Regions from separate parts of the Mus musculus genome. Here region 2 is linked to region 1. Evidence: chromatin contacts called from ENCODE Hi-C data. All regions are on one chromosome and are shown on one strand. The core of a region is the stretch at or near the end of the contact, and the rest is flanking DNA. Distances in the headings are between cores, read along the strand shown. Region 1 holds the start of Arih2 (ariadne RBR E3 ubiquitin protein ligase 2). Region 2 holds the start of Nbeal2 (neurobeachin-like 2).

Region 1 (6,130 bases), core at 2,327-4,826:
CTCTTGAGTGCAGGGATTAAAAATATGCACCACATGCAGAACCCTGTGTTACTTTTTGGGACAAAGTCTTATTAAGTTGACTAGCTAGCCTGAAACTCACCTTATTTGAGGTAGGGTTTGTATTACCAATGTATAAACCAGGCTAGTTGGCCCAAAGACCTGCCAGAGTCTCCTGTCTCCACCTCCCACAGTTGCATAGGAAAACTGGAAGTACACACTTCAGTGCCTAGGTTTATATGATGGCACACGCTTGTAATCCTAAAAGCTGTGAGGTGGAAGGAGGATCAAGGTCATCAAGATGTCTCAGCTTTACAATAAAAATGCACCCAATTAGGCAATAGTAATATCTATCTCCATCTTTACTCTGTGACCATCAACATAAGCTACTCCTGAAACTCGGTTCACGAACGGAACTGAGTGGAAATTCTGAGTGCTTGCAAGAAAACTCTTAGAAAATAGATTCTTTGTTTGTTTGTTTTTCGATTTTCGAGACAGGGTTTCTCTGTGTAGCCCTGGCTGTCCTAGAGCTCACTCTGTAGACCAGGCTGGCCTCGAACTCAGAAATCTGCCTGCCTCTGCCTCCCAAGTGCTGGGATTAAAGGCATAGATTCGTACGACCTCAGTTTCTTCACAGAACTGTTCTTGGAATGTATTCTCCTGTTCTCGCAAGTGTAGCTTAACAGTTTCCTCATACTGTTTGTTGTTACTCAATTAAATGTGTAAACTATCCACATTTGGCTGGTCCTTGTGATCTTACTCATATGGTTTCTCTTAACCCTCAGAGTATAAATTATTCAGAGTATAAATGCTCTGAATAAAGTTGGTTATTTAATGAAACTTTTGTCTCTCTCATTTATCAGGTCCCACTGACTCTAGAGTGGTAAACATGCTACCATACCCAGTCACCTCATATTACAAAGGCCACCTGGTTTTTCTAGACACATGGATCCTACTATCCAAGACTTGTAAAATATTAATTTTTTCATGTCTATTGCGTTTCTTTAGGATTTCTTGGGCAACCAGAGCTTATAACTACCAAAGAATACTTTGATTATAGATAGGAAAATACAAAATTAAAGATCAAAGTCTGAACAAATAGCATGGAAAATTATTTCCCAAATAATGGAATAGCCAGACATTGTAGTGCACCAGGGAGGCAAAAGCAGGTGGGTCTGAGTTTGAAGCCACCCTGATCTACAGAGCTAGTTCCAGGACAGCCAGGGCTACGGAGGGGGAAAGGAAAAAAAAAGGGGGGGGGTAAGAGGGGGGGAATGGGCTTACAATGGCCAGGTGAGGTGGTGCAAATCTACACCTTTAATTCCAGACTGGTAAATTCAATGAGTTGCATGGTGAGATGCTGTCTCAAACAGAGGCTTACAAATGAAGCTGGGATTGATAATGCTGAAGTATCTTGCCTAGGATCATACAAAGTCAACTAGCAGAGGCAGCATCAGAATTCCATTCTAAGCAGATTCTAGCCATCACTCTCAGGAGGCCTGATTTAAAGCTACAGAAATCTCACTAACTAAAGAGCATACCCTTTCAAATTCTGATTTCTCCTTAGGATCTGTCGAGAACATGGCTCACAGCTTTTTCACCAACCAAATAACCAAGTAGATGGGAATCCAGGTTCTTTAAAAGAATTGACTGTTTCATATACTTCCTGGTGTTCTAGATTCAGATCTAAATAAAGCTTTTTTAAAATAAAAATTTTATAAACACACATATTTTTGATACAAGGTCTCACTATGATGATGTCTGTCCTCAAACTCACAAGAGCACAGCTTCCTAAATGGCCAGACTAAAGGTGAGTGACACCATTAGGCTCTGTTAAGAGATTCCTGAAGGAAGGCTGGCCTTGCTGAGCTTAGTGGCACATTCTGGGATCCCCAACTTAGGAGTGTCAGCAGGAGGATCAAAAGTGGGAGACACTGGCTGGGCGTGGTGGCGCACGCCTTTAATCCCAGCACTTGGGAGGCAGAGGCAGGTGAATTTCTGAGTTTGAGGCCAGCCTGGTCTACAGAGTGAGTTCCAGGACAGCCAGGGCTATACAGAGAAACCCTGTCTCAAAAAAAAAAAAAAAAAAAGTGGGAGACACTGTCTCAAAATAAAGCACGCAAGAAAACTGAATCCTGACTTTGTTCAAAGGGCCAATGTGTTATTTTCTTAATGTCAAAGTATTCAAGATGTTAAATATGACTATCTCAGAGAGAAATGGTACAAAATTAGTACTTTTTCCAAGAGTTAAAGTCATCTTCAAAAAAACCTGCCACTCATTTTGAGCTGGTTTCCAAGACATGGCCACATACAAAAGGATAAAGACCTTTTAGTTTGAAGTTGACAGGAACACAAAAAAATTGGCTAGTCGCACAGATGTTTAACTCCAGTTGTAACACTTGGCCCTCAGTAGTCATTTATTAACTACATTTCGAAGAAAACTTCTTGGCTGAAAAATATGAATCAGCAACTTGTTTAAAAACTCAGCAGCATCCCGGGCGTGGTAGTGCAAGCCTTCAATGCCAGCACTTGAGAGGCAGAAGCAGGTGAGTTCGAGTTCGGCCCAGTCTACACAGTGAGTTCCTTGACAGCCATGACTATGTAGACACTGTCTAAAAACAACCAACTCGACACCGCATCTGTCCTAATAATGGCAGGTAGCCGCCGATTACATGGAGTTATTGAAAGTTAGTTTACTTTTAAAAAGTCAAATGTAGTTTCTCAGATATACTAACTACATACATGTCAACACGAAAGCCGTGTGTGGCTTAATGGCTACCATACTGAACAGCAAAGGTCTAGAACGTGTTCGTCGCCGACAGAAAGTTCTACGAGACAGAGTAACAAACAGAAGAACTAAGGCGAGCTCGTCCGAGAACACCACCGCCTCTCTTGAGGCTAGACCAGTGGCGTCGGGCGTGACCGGTCGCACGTCTCTGCGAGGCGCCCCGGTCTTCGCGCGGACACGGAACCCACGCGCGGGGAGGCCCTTTCCCAGGACGGGCGTTAACAAACAGTGCGGCTGGCGCTGCCAAAGCTCCCAACCACCAGAGAAACGGGGAGCCTCCGAGGCGGTGCGTTCGCCTGGAGCGCCCAGAAGGGCAGGCCCGAGCGCACCCGAGCCTCGCGGGCCAGAGGCCCTGGCCTCCGACCTCTCGGGGAGCTAAAGAGCCAACGAGGAAGAGGAACCCAGGAGAGACGCCAGGCACCCGCCGGCGCGGGCTGTCGCCTCCGGGAGTGCCTATCAGTCGGCGGGGAACGTCGGGACCTGGGACGGCCCGGCCTCGCAAGCGGCGGCGAAGGCGGAGCCCGGACCGCGCCGGCGAAACGCGCGGGGATCCCCCCCCTCCCGGCGGCCAGTCAAGAGTAAACAAGGCCTCGACTCCCGCCGCGCACTTACCGGGAGCCGCGACCTCGCGGCCGCAGAGCCCAGGCCGGCCGGACCAGGTCAAGCCAGACCAAACCAGGCTGACGGAGGCGTAGCGGCAGCGGAGGCAGCCGGCGGACGCGGCTCAGGCCCGCGCAGCTTCCTCCGGCAGAGCCGTCCCCCGCAGCTCCGGAAGTGTTCTGCGCCGCGCGTCACTTCCGGTAGGGGTCGACCTGCGGTCGCCCTGGAGGCTCCCAGGCTTCTGACGACTGCGTAGTCGGTTGGAATCGCTTCCTCACCATCCTCTAGCGAGAGCCCCTGGGAGGAACTACTGAGCGTTCGCTTTTGAAGGAATGATGTAGGAATTTGTTTCCTGCGTTATAGCCTACCAGTGTCTTTATTCGATAGTTAGTTTTAGGTTTTCTTGCGTGTATTTTGTGTGTGTCGCACGGCTCGCGTGCAGAAGAGGTCAGAGGACAATTTTCCGGGAGCAGTTTTTCTCCTTCCACCATGTGGGTTTCGAGGATCAAACACTTGTCAGGCGTGGCAGTAAGCGCTTTTTACCCACTGAGCCATCAGACCCTTAGATGAGGTATTTTTAGCTTTTTTTTTTTTTTTTTCCCCTGACCAGACGTCTACCCACTTCACTGTTTATACTCTGACGAACAGCGTGAGAAGACATTCTGGCAACACTGGAGTAGGTTAAAAAGATCATAGTTTCCGGGCAACTATGGTTTGACATGAGCCATACTCGGAATTTCTACGTACGTTAGGAGGAAGTTCTGGCCCATGAGCAATCAGACTTTAGTTTCTCATGACACTATCCCCCTAGCCACCCACTTCTCCGACTTCCACTCACCTTCACGACGGGTATTTTTTGTTTGGTGTGGTTATATTTAGAAGCAACTCACTATATAGCCAAGGCTGGTTTGCCTTGCTAGATTACCAGACCCAGAGATTCATACATCGTAAGTGTTTCGCTGCACAACTTCTACCCACGATATAGACTGCATTAGGACTCCAGTCACCAAGTTCTGGTCACCAAGCCTTGTTGTGGACTGATAGGAGGCTCGCTCAAGTAGCAACTCCATCGAGATGTTAATTACTGGAGTGAAGCCAGAGGCACTGTGAGGTAAATCAATGTTCGTGCAAATCTGTAGATAACCTAGTTCTACCTTTTCTGGAGTGTATGTATTGGTATTCAAGACACCCGGAAAAGTGAGGCAGAAAGAAAAAAGACCGTGTAATAGCCTCTTTTATGTAATTCTTGGAAAAAATATAACTGAAGAGACTTGGGAGTTGGCTGGGCCATTAAGAGCTCTTGCTGTTCTCTCCAGAAACCTGAGGTCCTTGCCCACTATTGATAATGTCCAGGGGATCCGAAGCCCTCTTTGAACCTCTTCCGGCACACACATACTTGTAAACAGAAAATTAAAAAAAAAATTTTTTTTTCTTTTTTGAGAAAAGTTCTCACTATATATCCCTGGATAACCTGAAGCTCTGTACAGACCTAAAACTTACAAACTCACATGTGTGCAGCCACACAATCTACTTAAAATATCTACAAATTTGGGTCATGAATCAAAATCAGGGGTAATCAAATGTTGAAAGTCGCTAGAACAAGAATAGCACTTGGGGTGCAAAGGCTAGGGGAATCATTGAAAGTTCCAGGCCTCGGGAGGCAGAGGCAGGTGGATTTCTGAGTTCAAGGCCAGCCTGGTCTACAGAATGAGTTCCAGGACAGCCAGGACTGCACAGAGAAAAAAAAAAAAAAAAAAAAAGAAAGTAAGTTCCAGGCCAACCTGGTCTACATACTAAGTGCCAGGCTGCCCAACAAGGCAGCCAGAGGTACATGATCAGTAATTATCTTTAACAACAACAAAAAAAGTAGCTGGGCAGTGGTGACACACGCCTTTAATCCCAGCACTTGGGAGACAGAGGCAGGCAGATTTCTGAGTTTGAGGCCAGCCTGGTCTACAGAGTGAGTTCTAGGACATCCAGGGCTATACAGAGAAACCCTGTCTCAAAAAACAAAAAACAAAAAAACAAAACAAAAAAACTGTGCCACTTGCTTTTACAGAGAAGATTCACGTCAATTGATAAAATGTCTTCATTAAATTGGCCTGTAACGAAGACATTTTCTTGATTAATGATTGATGTAGGAGGATCCAGCCCACTATCAACAGTGCCATCTCTGGATGGGTGGTCCTGGCAGTAAAAGATTGGAAACTAAAGCTAGGCAGTGGTGGCACATGCCTTTAATCCTAGCACTTAGGAGGTAGATAGAGCTCTGAGTTCCAGCAAGACCATCCTGGTCTGTGAATCAAGTTCCAGGACAGCCAGGGCTACACAGAGAGACTATATCTTGAGAGAAAGAGAGAGAGAGAGAGAGAGAGAGAGAGAGAGCGCTCAAGCAAGTGAGAGCGAGCAGGCTGAGCAATCCATGGGATCAAACTAGTGAGCCATGCTCTTCCCTTATCCCTGCTTAGGTTTCTGCCTCAAGTTCTTGCCCTAATTTCCTTCTATGAGGGACTATAAGCTAAAAGATGAGATAAATTTTTTCCTCTTCAAATTGCTTTTTGTCATAGCCTTTATCACAGCAATAGAACACAAATCTGGACAAGCCGTGAACTTGGGTACTTGAGTTGACAAAACATATGCATATCACGATGGTCCCTGTGAAGGATCCAAATCATATTTCCTGAAAACTAGTTTCCAGTGATGACTTTGAGTTACTGGTAACAGACCCACTGCAGTGAGTACTAG
Region 2 (6,130 bases), core at 1,839-4,338, 2.0 Mb after region 1:
TCTTTGTGATCCTCAGCTCCCCCATCAGTGTGTGTGTGTGTGCACGTGCGTGCACTGCTCCAGCCTGCAGAGGGGCTGCTCATTTACAGGCTATTTTGCATTAACCTTCCCAAGTGCCAGCATGCCAGGTGCTGTCCCCATCTCCTGGTCCTCTTGAGCTTCTCCTGTTTCTTCCTTGAGGACTCTGGTAGGTGTGTTCTACCCATTCACCATGGCAGCTCTGTCCTGCTCCCTACTTCAGACAACTTGATGCTGCTTCTCTTCCTCCTCTTTCAGACAGGGTCTCACTTTGTAGACCAAGTTGTTCTGGAACTCATAAGAGATCTGACTGCTTCTGCCTTCAAGTGGTGGGATTAAAGGTGAAGAGGGGGGTGTCAGAATGAGAAAGAGAGAGGGGGGAGAGGGACAGACAGAGAGGAAGAAAGGGGGAGAGGGAGAGAGAGGAAGAGGGAGAGAGAAAGACATGCCATGTTCGCTGAAAGCTTGCTTCTTCTATTTCCTATTGCTATGTGCTCATTCCTGTTGTTCCTGGCCTCCAGCCCTCAAAATCCCAACTCTGCCTGCTGTGGGATAACTTCCTTGATTGGTCACTACCCTGGTCATCTTCTCATCCAGTCATTCAGCTAACACCCAGGGAAGGGAACACTTACTAAATGCTAAGTTCTGGGAAGCAAGGGCAGTGAAGGTTAAAAACGCTCCAAGAGGAACAACAGGTGGTGTTCCAGGTAGAGGGCCACCTGAGGCTTCCTGACCACAAGACCAAGGCTTGGGTGGCTAAAGGAACTCTCCTGGTGACTTTGCCTTGGTTTCCCCAAGAGGACCCTGAGGCACACCAACTGATTTATCTTCAGGGACACTCTGATACTGTCCCCTCCCTCTCACTCCTCTCAGAGCCCACCAAGAGGGCAGGACTCATGTGAGGAGGGAAGGCAGATCTAAATCTAGGGTCTTTTGGGGGAAAGAAGGGCAGGAACTAGGGTGCTTCCCCCTCTGTCCTCACCCAGACCCACAACTGGGGAAACAGGTTTGCCAGCAGATGGTAGCTTCTGCCGCTGAAGGGAGGGGCCACCTGCGCTGCTGGCTGGTTGGCTGTGGACTGACAAAAAAGGGTCTCTTTTTTCTTTTTGAGACAAGTCTCAAAAGACTGTTGCCCAGATTGGCCTCAGACATTTGGCAATCCTCCTGCCTCAACCTCTCTCATGCTGGCATTACAGGCATGTGCCATCATGCTGGGGCGAAGGGTCTCGCAACACCTGTCAGATCCGCCCTTGCCTTACACACCCCGTGACACACACGGCGGGTCCCTAGCAGCACTATCTTTCCTTGGGAACCCAGCACCGAGAAGTGGGACGGTGTTTTTGGAGCAGGCAGGAAGGCTGCACTGGGTGGCTGCCTGGCTTCCTCTCCCCAGGCAGCCCGGCCCCACCCGACTCCTGAGTTTGCTCTCACATCCTGGATTTATTTGTTGGCTTGGTCCCAGGCTGCCCCCTGCCTGTCTAGGCTTCCACTTCTACAACCAGCCAGCTTGAGCTCCATACCTAAGCCTTCTGGGAGGCGGTGGGAGCACAGCAGACAGAAGTGGCCAACAGCTCAAAACCAAACAGCCCAGCCACTATGAAAGGGTACAGTCCCAGGAAGCTGGACCAGAACATCTCCAGCAGCCTACCACCCAGCCTGAAAACCCAGCGGTGACATCTCTGCAGATTCATCACCTGGTTTAAGTTCTCTTCACATGGTGATCTCCCTTGAAGATGGAGATACAGGGGCTGAATGGAGGAGAGGCAGGCTTTTCTGACCTACACCAGCCATAGTGGCTCCCTCTCTACAAAGTCCAGGTGGCCTGAGGGTAAAACTGCGTTGATTCTACAGCCGGGAAGTAAAGGCTTAAAGGTGCAATGAGCTCGGACTTGGTTACCCTAAGTGGGACTCTACTACATGCCACCGGCCCAAGAAGACCAAAGAAGCTGTGGCCCTTCAGACTTAGACAAACCATCAGGCAGCCTCTTCAGAGGGCCAGGGTAGAGCATGAACTCTCCCCATATCCCTGCTCTCCCAGTGACAAGCTGTTCATGGACACACAATGGACCATTGTGTCCAGGGCACACCTGAGCTAGGCACCTAGTGCCAAGCAGGTGCAAGGAGGGAGGCATAACCCCGGGATCACTCCCTGCTTCCAGTGCAAAAGGGAAAGTGAGGCTTCTAGAGTTTGAGTCAGAGGCATCACAGCCCCTTCGCTCCCCTTCTGATACCAGCGGAGTCAGCCTGAAACGAGGGTCCCTTTCAGCCATCCCTCCTGACCTCACCATCCTCCCTGGCCCATTGCAGAATGGAGGTAGGCTAAAGTTGCTTCAAGTACAGTAAGAGCTCATCACTAAGAACTCTGAAGGAGTCTGAAGTGACGAACGTCTGATGTACTTGTCAGAAGCGGCACCTGCCGGATCCCCCAGCCTACATGACATTCTAGCCACCATGACCACCTATCGCGAATGCGCCTCTCAGGCGAAGCAACCAACCAGCAAACTGAGTCCCTCTCTTTCCAGGTCTCAGTTTACCCAGTTGTGAAAAGGGTGAGAACTGACTGGCCAGGGCAACTGAGGCTGCGCGGTCTCGCTGAGGACTTGCAATACAGCGCTCACCGGCGAACACTGTCCCCTGGCACAAATGCCCGAGGTAGCCCGGCAGCCAGGGGCACGCACGTGTGCGCGGAGCTGAAGTCCCGCGTGCGCGCGCCGATCTGCGGCCCCGGGGGAGCCGGACGCAGGTGCAGCAGACACTGCGTGCGCGGATCTGGGGACCCCGCGGACCAGGGGCGAGACGGGCTCACCTGCGCGTAGTAGAGCAGCCACAACTCGTAGAGCCGCTCCGAGGCGGCCATGGCCTGACCGGGCTCTGGCCCTGCTGCGCGCCACCTGTCGCCGCCTCCTCCGCGCCGCCCGCCGGTTGCCCCGGGCCAGGCCCATGGGCGGGAGGGCGTCACTCCGGGGCGGAGCGGCGCTACACTGCTGGGGGAAGTCCGCGGCTCCTGACCCTGTCGCACTTAGCCACCAAAGTCTACACGCCCCTCCTCCTCCTCCCGGCCGGCCACCGCCTGGCTTCCTACACTTGGTTGTCTGTGGCAGCGGCCACCGCCCCGCCTCTCCTAGGACTGTCCAAAGGGCGGGGAAGTCAGGCTGGAGGAGGAGCCTGGGGTCAGGGCGGCCCGGGAGGTCGCATGGAGCTCCGCCTCTCGCAGGCGGAGTCCATTCAGAGCCACTGGCAGGATTATTTCCATCCTCCCCAGTGAGGGGCCCGTAAAGGCTTTAACCCGAGTACAGAACCTATCGGGCTTGGAATTATCGCTGTTCAATGAAAGGACTGTGGTTCGCGTGGAGATGACTAGGGTCCTTCAACAATACTAATAATAACCTCGCCCATGACGAACACTTGTGGCACTAACTACGTGCAAGGTTCTGTTTTAAGAGCTTTATGGAAGACAAGTGCTACCTTTTAGTTTCGCCTAGTGTTGAGCTGGATGGAAGGAATCATCAGTCGACTGCAGGACAAACCTACCTGCAGAGGAGCGGCGTCCTTACCAAGTTTAGGATACATACAGTAGCCCACTCCCTCTAGGAATCCTGCCCAGGTGCTCCATTGCTGGGAGCCCCTCCTCCCAGGGCCCGGCACTTGTCAGTCATTTTTTGTTCCTTTGGCCTGAAGGAGGTGGGTGCCTCATGCCGGCTTTAATGAATGAAGAAACTGAGGCTCAGACAAGCCAAATGAGAATTGCAGGGACAGCAGGAACAAGGGATCTAGGCCTGGCTGAGTCATTTCTGGGCCACTGTCACCAACACCCTGTCTGTCCTTTCCTTGTGACTGGACTGTGAAGTGAGGGAGCCCCTGGTGTTGGGTGGGAACCAGCTTCTTTGTTAGGGGTAGGGGAAAGTTTGCTAGGTCCAGATGGCTCCTATTGGTCCTAGGGATCGATCAGTATGAAGCGCCCTATGCATCTTAGTATGAGCTTACCTTTCCTGAGCACAGATACCCTCTATGCCAGGGGCTGGCAGCCACCCCGTCTCCTACTGTAAGGGAAGGTCCCAGACAGAACCAGGTTAACCCAGGATAACACCGAGCTTAGGAAACGGTGACATTTGAAGGGAGCTGTTAGGGAAGATCATTCTCCTTTGGGCCAGCTTTATAACAGAAGCCCCAGACAGGGAGCCACGTTGCTCATGGGCTTGCCATCTCCTGGAAGAGGAGGAGGAGAAGAAAAGAAGCAAACGCATCTGTGACCATCTGCCGCAGTCAAACTCCTTCTTCTCCTTTTGTTTTGTGAGACAAGATTTCTCCATGTAGTCCTGACTATCCTGGAATTCGCTTTGGAAACCAGGCTGGACTCCAACTCAGAAATCCATCCACCTGCCTCTGCCTCTCAAGTGCCGGGATTAAAGTCGTGCGCCACCACGCCCGGCTCCGTCAACCTCTTTTTATACTGGGAGGAGAGAGTAATTCAGTGGCACTTATTCGGCCCTGGTTGCTGTTTGCTCTTTTTTTTGTTGTTGTTTGTTTGTTTTTCGAGACAGGGTTTCCCTGTATAGCCCTGGCTATCCTGGAACTCACTTTGTAGACCAGGCTGGCCTCGAACTCAGAAATCTGCCTGCCTCTGCCTCCCAAGTGCCAGGATTAAAGGCGTGCGCCACCACGCCCGGCTGCTATTTGCTTTTAAGCAGGTAAGGTAGCCTGACTCTGATTATGCTGCAGCTCCCGAAAGAGATGCGAGATCATTCTTGAGTTCAAAGGAAAAGGCCATGTAGCCAGGCCTCGAACTCAGCAGTTCTGGAGCCAGAGAGTGGATAGCAAGGCTTATGCGCAACAACTCATCAGGCGAGTGAGTGCAAGCTGCCACTGGCACTCTGTAGAGAAGGGAGAGGCTGACCTCAGAGTGAGTTGGGAATGAGAGTGGCCAAGGAAGGTTTCTGGGTGTTTGTCTGGTAGTGGTGCGTTAAGACAAGGTTATCTTACGTAGCCCAGACTGAACCCGACCCCATAATTTTGATGCCTCAGCCTCTGAAGTGCTGGAATTACAAACGTGCACCACCTCACCCGGCTCAGGGAATGTTTCTCAAGGCATTCGCTCTTGAAGAATTGGCACAAGTGGATAAGGATGGCTAAATATTCCAAGAGGGCAGTTAGGAGAGGTGGGTGGTGGTTAGGCAAAACCAGAGCAATCGACTCTCTCTATTCTCTTCCTCTCAGGTCTGATTCTATTTGCTTTCTCACAAATTAAGTGTCGGACAAATCGAATCTTAACGCCTTTGCCCACAACCCAGCCGGCTCACTCGCTGTACAGGTGCTCCAGATCAAGGGGCGTGGACTTTTGTATCAACTCAGCATTGATTGGTTCTCAGGGCTTCCGGCTCTCCATTGTCTCCCTTGGATTGGCCGTAAGACATTCTCCTGCTCACTGAGCCTGCGCGAGGCAGAAGTGAAAAGGAGGTGGGGGCCTCCGAAAAGATGGCGGCTGCTCCTGCCGGTGTGGGCCGCCTAGAGGAAGAGGCGCTGCGGCGGAAAGAACGGCTGAAGGCCCTCCGGGAGAAAACCGGGCGCAAGGTGAGGCACGGTGGAGTGAGAGCTGCGGGTATGGCGGCCAGTGCTCTGGGCCAGTGGGAAGGCGGAGGATTACCAGGGAACCACTGAAGCCAAAGTGCGCGTGCGCGTAGCGCATGCGCAGTGGGACGGCGCTGACCTCTGAGATAGGCTCGTTTCTTGAGTGCAGGGGCGGAGCTCGCGCGTGCGCCTTAGGAAGTCGTTTTCGGGCGACAACCCAGATATTTTATCCATCATGGTAGTTGTTGCAAGGCCGGCTTTTAACTACATGTTTGTTGGGCTCGGCGGTTTTTTTGTTTATTTGTTTGTTTAAGTTTTTGATTGGCCCCATTGGCCGTGCCTTCCAACACCTACCACCAGGGCTCCCTTGGGTAGGACAGCTAGTGACCTTTCTGGGTGGACTGCAGGGAAAGAAGGCTGCCGTTTCTTTCCCGTCTTGGCTTACTAGTCCTATTAGTTGCCAGATTCGAAAAACACTTTTCCTTCCTTTCGGTAGCCACCGAAATATGGTCTGGATTCATCCTTACTTGCTGGTCTTTCCAAAGAA

Evidence for each region. A loop is a pair of places that touch in the nucleus more often than their neighbours do.
Region 2: a loop to region 1 is called in a map of T-helper 17 cell, with 4 times the contacts of the local background. The contact joins the promoter of Nbeal2 here to the promoter of Arih2 in region 1. A Hi-C loop is called at or near these places in 2 of 37 maps with a recorded cell type or tissue (T-helper 17 cell and regulatory T cell).

Annotation. Positions count from the first base shown.
Region 1 is chr9:108,645,832-108,651,961 of GRCm38, forward strand. Arih2 (ariadne RBR E3 ubiquitin protein ligase 2) reads right to left here and starts at 3,577. Exons shown (of 16, transcript NM_011790.5): 1 at 3,398-3,577.
Region 2 is chr9:110,651,073-110,657,202 of GRCm38, forward strand. Nbeal2 (neurobeachin-like 2) reads right to left here and starts at 3,089. Exons shown (of 54, transcript NM_183276.2): 1 at 2,825-3,089. The coding sequence starts at 2,875. It overlaps Ccdc12 (coiled-coil domain containing 12), which reads left to right and starts at 5,431. Exons shown (of 7, transcript NM_028312.3): 1 at 5,431-5,586. The coding sequence starts at 5,491.